Regions from separate parts of the Mus musculus genome. Here regions 1, 2 and 3 are each linked to region 4. A link is a contact called in ENCODE Hi-C or POLR2A ChIA-PET data. All regions are on one chromosome and are shown on one strand. Each heading gives the region's core, a stretch centred on a gene start or an enhancer-like site at or near the end of the contact. The rest is flanking DNA. Distances are from core to core; before and after follow the strand shown. Region 1 holds the start of Nop9 (NOP9 nucleolar protein). Region 2 holds the start of Pck2 (phosphoenolpyruvate carboxykinase 2 (mitochondrial)). Region 3 holds the start of Dcaf11 (DDB1 and CUL4 associated factor 11). Region 4 holds the start of Tm9sf1 (transmembrane 9 superfamily member 1).

Evidence for each region. A loop is a pair of places that touch in the nucleus more often than their neighbours do. ChIA-PET counts read pairs that join two places held with the same protein, here RNA polymerase II (POLR2A).
Region 1: POLR2A ChIA-PET joins it to region 4 with 26 read pairs in Patski. The contact joins the promoter of Nop9 here to the promoter of Tm9sf1 in region 4. A Hi-C loop is called at or near these places in 4 of 37 maps with a recorded cell type or tissue (adrenal gland, gastrocnemius, heart and 1 more). POLR2A ChIA-PET finds 5 or more read pairs at or near these places in 1 of 5 experiments (Patski).
Region 2: POLR2A ChIA-PET joins it to region 4 with 13 read pairs in Patski. The contact joins the promoter of Pck2 here to the promoter of Tm9sf1 in region 4. POLR2A ChIA-PET finds 5 or more read pairs at or near these places in 2 of 5 experiments (Patski and embryonic stem cell).
Region 3: POLR2A ChIA-PET joins it to region 4 with 15 read pairs in embryonic stem cell. The contact joins the promoter of Dcaf11 here to the promoter of Tm9sf1 in region 4. POLR2A ChIA-PET finds 5 or more read pairs at or near these places in 4 of 5 experiments (Patski and embryonic stem cell).

Annotation. Positions count from the first base shown.
Region 1 is chr14:55,744,260-55,746,959 of GRCm38, reverse strand. It overlaps Nop9 (NOP9 nucleolar protein), which reads right to left and starts at 1,267. Exons shown (of 10, transcript NM_026403.3): 1 at 940-1,267; 2 at 350-799. The coding sequence starts at 1,186. It overlaps Dhrs1 (dehydrogenase/reductase (SDR family) member 1), which reads left to right and starts at 1,276. Exons shown (of 9, transcript NM_026819.3): 1 at 1,276-1,519; 2 at 1,872-2,042. The coding sequence starts at 1,893.
Region 2 is chr14:55,538,686-55,541,518 of GRCm38, reverse strand. Pck2 (phosphoenolpyruvate carboxykinase 2 (mitochondrial)) reads right to left here and starts at 1,253. Exons shown (of 10, transcript NM_028994.3): 1 at 1,006-1,253. The coding sequence starts at 1,034.
Region 3 is chr14:55,558,635-55,561,601 of GRCm38, reverse strand. Dcaf11 (DDB1 and CUL4 associated factor 11) reads right to left here and starts at 1,573. Exons shown (of 15, transcript NM_133734.3): 1 at 1,481-1,573; 2 at 160-392. The coding sequence starts at 314.
Region 4 is chr14:55,642,038-55,644,836 of GRCm38, reverse strand. Tm9sf1 (transmembrane 9 superfamily member 1) reads left to right here and starts at 1,466. Exons shown (of 5, transcript NM_001360063.1): 1 at 1,466-2,243. The coding sequence starts at 1,899. It also overlaps a transcript of Tssk4 not described here.

The sequences.
Region 1 (2,700 bases), core at 18-2,517, 100 kb before region 4:
TCGTCTTCTCCCCTCCACAAGAACACTCCAGAAGGCACACACATTCGAGTGTGTACACATGCCCAGACGTATTTAAAAAAAAAAAAATTCTTACTCTGAGTTGTGGAAATAAAAATGTGAAACACATTGCTCCCTCTGTGTCTCTGCTAGTAATAGTTGGTCCTTGAATTCAAGTGTATCCATCCTTACTAGGCACACTATACTTTGGCCTTCCAGGTTCTGCCCCAAGGGTCTGCTGATTCTTTACGGTCAAGTTTCACCACAAAGATGAACTCTTCTGTTTACTGGCTTCGGAACTTCCTGACCACTCCTGCTCACCAACCCCTCTTCCCTTTCTTACAGTACTTACCAGACGACTGGGAGCCACGGGGCTTGCCTCTCTCGGACTCCAAAAGAGTACCTCCCAAGACCTGCAGCAGAGTTCTGACCACGAAGCTGCCATGCGTGTCTCCACAGAAGAACAGAAAATCATCACACACTTCAGCGGCTAGTCCCAGGACTAGCTCCTCCAGAGTTTGCGAGGGACCACCCTCCTCCTCTTCCTCCTCCTCCTCCTCTGCCTCCGCAGGACGCCTCAGCAATCGAGGTAGCTGCAGCAAAGCACTTTGTAATACGTGGACCCCACACCGATGACAAGCCACGAAGCGCAAGTTGGGGCGCAGAGCGGCCCACACTCGACACAGGGGTTTCAAAGGACTGAACCCCAAAAGCTCCTGCAGCATTTCGCTACCAGTCCTGTTCGTGGCCAAGGCTAGAGCCTGAGCCTCCACTTCCTTCAAAATATTGCGCGCCATCAACTCTTTAAAAAAAAAAAATGGGGTCATAAATAAACCGTTAGGCTGAGAGGAGGAGAAGACTTACCCATCACTTAGCCAAGACCTCCCCTGAAAGTTCGGCGTGTGGGTTTTCCACTTAACCCACGGCGTTAGCTGCTCCTACCTCGTTCTTCGGCGGCGTCGGGAGCCACTTTTAGCGCTGACAGCGCCCGTCGGAAATATCCAAGAGCCTCCGGGCTCAGATGCGGGAGAGCCTCGGGGGCCTGCTCCGCACGCGCGGCTGCCGGCAGCCGGGGATAACCATCGCGGCCGGGAGGGGGACGTCCCGAACCCCGGGCCGCGCGTCCCCGCCGGCCGGCACCCGAGAACTGGCGTCGCGCTTTGTGAGCGGAACGCGGCCCCAACCCCATGCGTGCTTTGGGACCAGCCGTTCACGCTTCCCGGTTGCAGCTCCCACAACCGCCGGCGCGCTCCGGACGCACGGGGACGTCATGAGTCTGCGACGGGGCGGGCGGGAGGGCATGATGGGCGTGGCTGCAGGTCGCCCTTCCCCATTTGCGGACTCCACCCCACTGGGTCTGACCCTGGAACTCCAGGGCTATCTTTGACTGGTTCCATATCATCGTTATCCGCACCCGGACTTCCATCCAGGCACGCACTCCAACGTGGCAAGAATCAAAGTTCTCAAACTATAGATCTGGCGATCTGGGCAGAAAGAAACCCAGAGGCTGCGTCTGCTGCTGGTAAGGCTCTGACCACTTCAGGGGTCAGGGATTCGCGGTTCTCCGTGGGTCTGGACGGGTAGCCAGAACTCCAGAGAGCCCAGGACTCTTCGTGGCCATACCCTGTTAGGCTGCATTGCCAGATTCCCTACCAAGTCAGCTTCACTCAGAGGTTCGTGATAGTATTGTGTGTAACGCTGGAGAGTCCTGGGACTCTCCTAAAAGGACAGCCTGGCCTGAGACTTTGACTCAGGTATCCTTCTGTCAAATTTCTCTCCCCTCAAAATAGTCCAAACTTGTCTAGCCCTCACAGAGACCTGGATTCAGCACACAATCTACAGGATTCCCTCAAAGCGACTCTTTACCTCCACAGATATCCCCTTTGATGTGAGTCATGGTAGCGCCTATGAAGGGCCAAGTGTGTGTGGTAACTGGTGCCTCCAGGGGTATTGGCCGTGGCATTGCCTTACAGCTTTGCAAAGCAGGTGCCACAGTTTACATTACCGGCCGCCATCTGGATACGCTTAGAGCTACTGCCCAGGAGGTAAGTGACCACCTGAATTAATCACTGTGATTACTATACCCCCCCCAACAAATCGCAATGTTTACTGAATACCATAAATAATAATCTAGGATTGATTTTTTTTCTACCAAGAGAGCTTAATGGGAAGAAAAATCTTTCTGTTTGAGAGTTTCAGGTTTTGCAAAGAAAAAAAAATTGTACTGGTGGCTTCCTCTAATTTTCCTCTTCCCTGGCATTGGGTTTTGCATGCCTTTGATGCCAGCACTCAGGAGCCAGAACCTCTCTGTGATTTCAAGGTCTACATAGTGAGTTCCAAACCGGCTACAGAGTGAGACCTTGTGGGGAGGAAAAAAGCCGGCATGGCATGCATGCCTATATAACCCAGCACTGGAGACATTGGGCCAGGAGATTTCAAGTTGAAGGTCAGCTTGAGCTATGTAGTAAGACCCTCTCAAAAAAGCTCTTAGGCTTTAGTTGGCTTAGATTGGTGATCCAGTTAGAAGACGATTTAAGTTTTAGATAGTTCACCCTGGCTGGATTGTGAAGAAGTGACTTGAAGAAAAAGACTTGAAGTCAGGCGAGGCATTGCTGCAGTTTGAGCAGGACAGAAGCAGGACCCTGGGCTCACCCCTGGAGAATAGGTACTCTTCTTCCTCTGGTGGGAGGGTCACATTTTTCA
Region 2 (2,833 bases), core at 4-2,503, 100 kb after region 4:
GAAGACAAAAAAGGCAGCATACTTTGTGTGGCCCCAGGGGGTGGGGGCACAGCAAGGTAGGTCTCTTTGTGTGTTTTTCTGCACATGACAGTTTCCCTGAGAAATTAATTTTAAATGCATGATCCTGAAAGCTTTGATCCCCAGGTATTGGCTCCAGTTGTCTTATGGGAAGCACAGCTTCTCCCAGCCCCACCCCAATTCTCCTGCACGCCCCTGAGAGGGACCTTCTCTCTATCCTTCATAGACCACTCTCACATGGATTAACCAAGTAAACTGCGAAGAAGAGATAAGGAGTCAGTTTAGACTCTTTTACATCCTAGACCATGGAGAGAGGGGTATACGGAGAAGAGGCCCGGTTGTATGGGGGGTGGGGCAGGGGGAGCCAGCCAGGACAAGCCTGGGGTCCAGGACCTACTGGGGGAAGCCGGCCAAGTTAAAAAGGCAGTCTGCCCTCCTCCCATCTTGCTTGCTTCCTTCCTTCTCTCCCTCCCTGTCTCCCTCCCCCCCTAGTCCCCAGAGGCTTCACTGGGCTTCGTGCCAGGTTCCGTTCTGTTCTCAGGGAGGCTGCAAGTGATGTTTACCTTCTACCGTCTTTAGGGAGCTTTGAGCTCGGGTCCCCGGGGCCTCAAACCCTATGGCCTCAAGGCCTTAATGGTTACTCACACACTGAAAGCTGGACTAGGAGCCCTTGGTCTGAAAGAATTACATCTGCTAAGTAGAGCATTTGCAGAGATAGGGCTCAGGAAGGCAAAGGAGAAGGGGGAGGAGGTTGCGAGTGGCAGCTAGAACAGCACACAAGCCGCAGGGAGGGACAGAAGAGCACAGAGGCTGGCTAGGAAACCTGGCATGGCTGGGGATGGGAATGCGGAGGGGGGGGGGGATGCACCACCGTGAGACCCACACTGATTAATAGCCACCCTGCCAGTCTCTTCCTAGGATGGGAAACAAGCGGAGGAAGCCCGGAAGGTGGAGCGCGGAGTGGGCCCCGGGCTATGGGTCACTCACCGCAGGCCGGGGAGGTACATAGCAGCCATGGCACCTGGACTGGCGCTGCGGGATGGCCACAGGAACGAGCGCAGTCGGGGAGACAAGGAAGGCGGGGAAGGAAGGAGCATAGCAAAGCCAGAGGGAGTTGAGGTTGGGCGGGAGGCGCTTAAAAAGGAGGCGGGCAGTCCCCGGGGCGGAACCTAGCTGGTTCTCTCGCCCTTCTGTAGGCCGGCTCACTAGCCCGGGCTCAAGGCCCCGGGCTGGGTGAAGCCTCCGCCCCACAGTCATCACATCCTCAAGCCATTGGAGGCCGGAGTTCAATTTGGGATCCGCCCACTCGGCCAGCCACGCTGTAAGATACTGATGTAACTTTGAAGGCTGTTGCTCCTTAGAGAAAGCAACCAAGAGATGTCGAATGCAAAACAAGTTAAGAGTGAGGGATGAGACCAGGGCTGGGGAGCCCAGGATAACAAGATGCCTAAACCCTCAAGGTCTAGGTTTGCTTTTCCAGAGCACTCCTAGCCTCAGGCTTTTCTTTTCCAGGGTCCCAGATGCTAACTAAGCTCTCCTTAGTCCTCAAATAATAACAAAACCAAACTATTGTCCGTGCCCAGCTTCTTATCAAGGGAGTTTCCTCTAGCACCATGGAATTGGTGGGGTGTTTCAGGCTTACAGACATATCCTTGGTCCTCTAATGCCCTCCCCCACCTAATCCCAAAGAGAGTCCTTGTGTAATTTCTCAACATTTCATTCCAACTTGAGACCATTGGGTATTCAAATGCTGTACCAACCCAAACTCAACGCATCCATGATGCTCAGAATCCTCTTTCTGGTTGCAGCACTGTGACTTTCTTTGGAGAACCATCAGATCATGTGGGTCTGACCTTGCTTCTCTTAGGGCCAGTTTGTGTGGCCCACACCCTGGCCACAGCAATCAGGATGTTCAGAGACGGGGGCATGGGATCCCTGTCTGAGACCTTTTCTAACCTTTGGACATGAGCTCCTTTTTTTGCTGGATTGCTGAGTCTGTAGAGTCTAAGTTGGGTTCTGTTGGGTGTCAGCTTGATAATGCAAAGCACCAACCTGCCTGAGGCAGAGGCAGAGCAGTGAGACAAAGATCAATAGATGTCCCCTAACCACCCCAGTGGTCTTTATTAAGACTGTCTGAGGGCTTCTTTAAAAACCCCTTCTTCTTTTGGGGGTTAGGATGGAAACTGTGAGCAGAGATGCTCAGTGCTGTGGAGCCTGAGTTATGGCAGGGTCTCCCTAAACAGCCAAGGGCTCTCTTCCTCTCCTACTCTTGCTGGGGTAGGTGGTCCAGAGTTTCTTATTCTTTGGAGGCCATGTGGACCTTAGAGGACTGTGTGGACCTAAATGGTCCACTGCTCTGTTGCTGTAGCCAAATTATCTGTCATACCTGGATATGAGCTTGATAAAGTGGTTATTGAGAGCAATGCTAGTACCACTATCAAAGGTAGAATGGATGTTGCTGTTAAAGTCTCAAGAGGCAACTGGTCCCTATATCAGCCCAGGATGCTTCAATGCCTGCCTCATCATCATCTCCTCCTCCTCCTCCTCCTCCTCCTCCTCCTCCTCCTCCTTCTTTTTCTGAGACAGGGTTTCTCTGTGTAGCCCTGGCTGTCCTAGAACTCACTTTGTAGACCAGGCTGGCCTCAAACTCAGAAATCCGCCTGTCTCTGCCTCCCTAGTGCTGGGATTAAAGGCATGTGCCACCACACCCGGTGCCTCATCACCTTCTTATATCTGCATGTCTGTATTTACTTTTGAATCACAGTCTCCCTATGTAGTCTGGCTGTCCTGGAACTCACTATGTAGACAAAACTGG
Region 3 (2,967 bases), core at 324-2,823, 83 kb after region 4:
GCCACGCAGAGTGTATGGACATCCAGCAGGGAAAGGTCGTTCTGTTCAAACACAACCATTGTCCTGGGACAATGCCATTCCCTATCCTCTGCACTTTTCCTGCCTGAAGTTGAGGTCAAGACATTGTGACACTTAGTGTCACAGCAGAGGGTAAGTTACCTGCGGAGGAGATAGGCCAGTACCTGGGCCAGATCCACATCTTCATCCTCTTCTTCCTCTTCCTCACTACGACGCAGGCCAGTCCCTCTTCGGGACAAGCCCTCAGAGGGTTCTAAGGACCCGGATCCGGCGCTGCTGCTGTTCCGTGATCCCATCTTCTGGTTACAGCATCCTTATGTCTTGCGCAGGGGCTGCTCCTGTCTCCAACTTGGGTTTGGTGAAAGCAAAGCCTGCTGTAGAAATACCAGGGTTTCCAGAAACGGGGCAGAAGCTATCTTTAGAGGGGTGACCCCTCCAGGAGACTGAGATTTCCTTCTCTTTAGCTATGACAGCTCCCAGGGTATCGGGAACATAAACCTTTCTCAATCCTGTGAAGCAAAGAAAGCCATATGAAACCTAGGGTGCAACCCTACCGTACTAATCAGAGTCCACGAAGAGGAATTTCCCATTTTCCTAACCAAACTCACCTATCAAAGTCCCCGGCCCGGGATGGCTGAATCCCAGATAACCTCTCCGACTGACCAATCAAAACCCCTTGCGGAAGAACGCATTTCACTAGCTTATCTCACACAACCAACCAGAGGCGTTAGAACTCAGACCCCCCCCACGCCTCCCTCTACTGACCAATCAGAGCAATTTCTTGCACGGGCCGGCAGCATCAACAGCCAATGAGGTTAGAAGTCAGCCTAACACCCCCTCCAGTTTAGCTTCACGCCCACGTGGTGCGCCGGGGGTGTGTACAACAGGGGGAGGGAAAATGGAGAAGCACCTCCCCCCGGCGTCTGGCGGTTACCGCCCCACGCGAGACCACCCACCAGCCAGGAGCTGTCGCAGGACCCGCAGGGGCGAGGCCCTGTTTACAGCGACTATCGCTGCGGCGCCGGCTAACAGCTCCTCAGTCGCGAGCCTCGTCCGTCACGCTTCTGGCGGCCAGGCCTGCTGACGTCACTCGACGCTCCAAGCAGTCCCTCCCCCTCGGCCCTCTGATTGGATAGCTGAGACCTGTGATTGATAGGTGGGCTGGGGAACTTGCTCAACCCAAGAGGGGCGTTTAGTCGTAGCGGACTGGAATTGGCTGCGACCTGCATTAGACGTAGCGGAACTAGACATCAAGTCTGCGAGGTGGTCCCTTAAGGTCGCTTGGCCTCGAGTGGTTTGTTTGTTTGTTTGTTTTTTACTGCGTGCCCAATCGCTCCTATTCCCTCAGCTCCCAGCAACCCCAGTTCAACCGTTTTCCCCTGGCTGTAGCGCTAGCGGCCTGTCGAAAGCAGTCCTCACTGGTGGGACCTGGGCCTCTCCACCCTGCTGTGTACACGCTTACCAGCGGGGGTCTTGTCTGACGACCCCTGGCTTCCTTTCTTGGTCTTTGCATACGCTCCCTAAGTGCCGCGGCCGTCCCCGGAGCCTTTCCGGTTGCCTTAGTGCGCACGCGCCCCTTGGGTCTGGGCTTTGCCGACCGTCCCTAGGCTTCTGTCGCTCGCCACCTCCCGTTGGTTTATGAGTAACTAGGGTGAGTCCAAGGCCAACCCTACCTTGTCTGGGATGGTTTCCTAGGCCAGAGAGGCGGGCGATGTCGGCCTTGGCCCAGAGGTGGGCCATCGCGAGGACACCTCAGCTCCCGGGGCGAGCATGTGACAGGTTCTGTGTCAGGTTTCCTGGTCTCTAGGCCGGAGACCCCAACATTTTCTCCCGATCCACGCAGGTTGTCACTGCCTTAAAATTCTTAACTGTAAACAAGCGCCCAGCATTTTGTTCTTTGGCTGGTCTCCATTAATTATGTGGACAGGTATTTCAAACATACACGGAACTTTCAGGATTCCTAGGTATTTGGGTTATTTGGCCTGGAAAGTCTGTAATAATTTTAGTATTTTTCCTTCCTTATTACTCTTCTAGTTCTTACAAGTTCTGTAGATATTTTTTAACTGATTACTTGAGGTTATTTTCACAGTGGCTGTTTTTCCACATTTCAGACTTCTTCCACTCCTTGATCTGCTCAAGTCTACTCTTAAAAGTATTTCGTTCTTAAGAGCTGACTGTTTTTTCGTTTTTTTATTACTTCAAATACAGACTTCCCAACCTGATTGTCTTTTTACTTCATTCGAAAATTTTGTCTGCCAATCAAATGTGCCTAGAAGTGCCTTATTTCTACTGGTACACCCTTTCAGAATGTCTAATCTGAGAGATGCTTTATCTTTTTAACCAGTCCTAGCCAGCCCTCATAGCCCTAAACTGTGACCTAGTGATACTGCTATCTGTAATCAAACTTGGACCTACATAAAAATGTATGTTCTGCTTAACAATCACTGATAATAGTGGGATACTGGAAATAAAAGAAATCCAAATATACAATAAGAGGTTGGTTAAATAAATTATGGTCAGTTTTGTACAGTTATAAAAATACCTGGTAGCCACTGAAATGAATTTTTTAGTGGGTTAGGAATATGTCTCTATGGGAGAGTGCTTGCTTGGCATTCTGTATATACTGGGTTCAGTGTATACATTGAACACACACACACACACACACATACACACCAAACAACAACAAAAACCCAATGTTGCTGCAGTTCTTCATAAAATAAAAATAACCGAGGGCTGGAGAGATGGCTCAGTGGTTAAGAGCACCGACTGCTCTGCTGAAGGTCCTGAGTTCAAATCCCAGCAACCACATGGAGGCTCACAACCATCTGTAATGAGATCTGACGCCCTCTTCTGGTGCATCTGAAGACAGCTACAGTGTACTTAGATATAATAATAAATAAATCTTTTAAAAAAAATAACCAAGTTTGGGCCAGTGAGATAGTGAGATGC
Region 4 (2,799 bases), core at 217-2,716:
TATTCCTAACCACAGAACTCAGTCAGGCCTGCCTCAGTACCGCAAGCCTTGCACACACTTGCAGTCCCAGCTACTCGCGAAACCGAGGCAGGGCTATTGCTTCGGCAGCAGTTCCAAGGCCAGTCAGGCAACACAGCAAGACTGACTGTCTTGAGGAGGGCAAAGGGGTCAAAACAAAAGCCACTGTGTCTGGCTCAAGCCTAGCTTCCTAGACTCTAACCGCTTCAGGACAGTGGGTGGATCAGAAAAGAACAGTCGTAGGAGTGAGGAAAGAATGGCTGCTTGTGATTTCTCTCAGTACTTGCTTCCGCCAGAATAGAAAAATTGAAGTCAGCTTCCTTCCGTTTGCTCCCATGTTGCCAAGTGAAAGTCACTGTTCAAAAGGGGCAGAGCCCCTTCACAACAGCTTGAGCCAGACAAAAGTAACGCGTTCAAAGAAACCTGCAAAGTTAGGGAGAAGTCCAAACGTCCCACAGACGAACTTGGGAACAAAATGACGGAAGTGAGATGGTACCTGTAAGCTCTGAAACTCTGAAGGCGGAGACTCAAAAGACCCCGGGTTCGAGGTCTGCAGGGACTCCACATTCAAAAAACAAAACAAAAACCTACTTCCGATCAAAAACCGCGCTGTCGGGCTGGTGAGATGGCTCTGTGGGTAAGAGCACCCGACTGCTCTTCCAAAGGTCCCGAGTTCAAATCCCAGCAACCACATGGTGGCTTACAACCATCTCATAACGAGATCTGACTCTCTCTTCTGAAGTGTCTGAGGACAGCTACAGTGTACTTACATATAATAAATAAATAAATCTTAAAAAAAAAACGCGCTGTCAACCCGCACAACTTGCAGGGTGAAATGGCAAACTGTAGGTGCACCTCACCTACCTCCCGCATGCCTGTTGCCAACAATAACCGGTCCGTGCCTCCAGAAAGCCTCGGAGGGGCACCTTTACCAAGGTGTTGGAGGCTACAGGTCCCTGGCGTGGGAACGCGGCACAAAGCCCCGCCCCGCCCAGGTTAGGGACAACTTTCCGCGTCCGGGCCGACCTCAGCAGCCGGGGGCGGGTGCCGCGCTCCCGCTCCCCAGCTGTCTCTCTCCATCCTAGAGAGGACAGCCCAGCCGCGCGAGAGCCCGTGGGAAGCCGCCCGCGACACACCGGCGAGCATCGCGGAGCTCTTGGCTCAGGAGAAGAGCCTTCCCGCCTTCCCGGAGCTGAGGTCCCCGTCGGCGAAGGCGGAAGTGGTAAGACTGACGTGTCCGGGCTGCGGTGCTGCTCGCCGGGACGACCACTGGCATCGCTCGGTGGCTCGGGGAGCGAGCATCGTGGAATCCGTGGCCGGGCCGGATTGCGGGCGAACCAGAGCTCTTCCAGGAGCATTCGAATGAGCCGAGGGCGGACGCCGGCGACGTGGCAGCAGCCGCGGCAATCAGGCGCAGCGGCGGACAACCCGGAGGAGGTCCGTCGTCAGGTCCTCCGCAAGCCTACCGCTCCGGCGCCGCTGTCTGGAAGACCGGGGCAGAAGCCCAAGGGCAGCTACGGGGCCCCGTGAGGCCACTGGCGCCTCTTTGGCCAGCCGGTACCTCGCAGTGAGGACCCTGGAGCTGCGGCGAGTGCCCCTTCCGTAGCAGCGAGCCCGCCGGGCGTTGCTATAGAAACGGGTTGGCACGCGCAGCCCCGGGCTGGGGAGGCCTAGAGGCGTGAACCCTAGGTTGGGAGTACTATTGAGTGCACGCCAGGCCCCGTCTTTGGGATAGATAAGTTCTGTGGTGTGGGGATCGGGAGGCCGAAGGGAGGAGGTGGAGCCAATGGGCACTTGAGAGACCAGAACCGGGTCATCATGATTTGATTCCTAGTTTCTGTAACCACGGGATTCCCCCAACAGGTTCTGCTGCCTTAAGGATGACAGTCCTAGGGTACCCTCGAAGTTGGAGCTGCCATTGTTTGCCAGTCCTGATACTGTTGCTGGGCATAGGCCATGGGCCATGGGTGGAAGGTGTCACACACTACAAGCCCGGCGACCCTGTCATTCTATATGTCAACAAAGTGGGACCCTACCATAACCCTCAGGAAACTTACCACTACTATCAGCTTCCAGTCTGCTGTCCTGAGAAGATCCGCCACAAAAGTCTTAGTTTGGGTGAAGTTCTGGATGGGGACCGAATGGCCGAATCTTTGTACGAGATCCGCTTTCGGGAGAATGTGGAGAAGAGAATTCTGTGTCACATGCAGCTCAGTTCTGCACAGGTCAGCTGCTCTCCGCGGTACATATCACTCAGCCCTCCTTGCTAGGGACTAAGGGTGCCTTGCATCTATGGTACCTTTATGGAAATTATGTTTGGACTCCAACTACAACCCCGTGTACTTGCTTAGATGTTCCAAACTGACTTTTCAAGATAACATGGATCCAGAGATGCAGAGCGGGGAGCTTAGAGCCTAAGGCTCTTCGCTGTCAGTAATAGGTCCCAGAGTCCTGTGCAAGTCTCTCTCCTTCCGTACATGCCTCTGTTTTTTTCCATGACTTTTTTTTTTACTTTTTAGCCTTCCCTGTTACTTTTCTTTTTTTTCCTTTAGCAAATTTTGGAACTTCTTAATTCCAGTCTTTTTATACTTTGCTCCATTTATTTTTCTGAGACTTTATCCTAGCAAAGAGATCCTTGTTCTTTTTTGGGGCTAATATACCAGAATCAGTCAGTGAGTCTCAATGGAAAACAGTTTTGTACCTAGGTACTTTGGCAGTGTATAAAGACATTTGGTTTGGTTGGTTTAGGGGTTTGTTCTTGTTTTGAACATTGAGATAAGG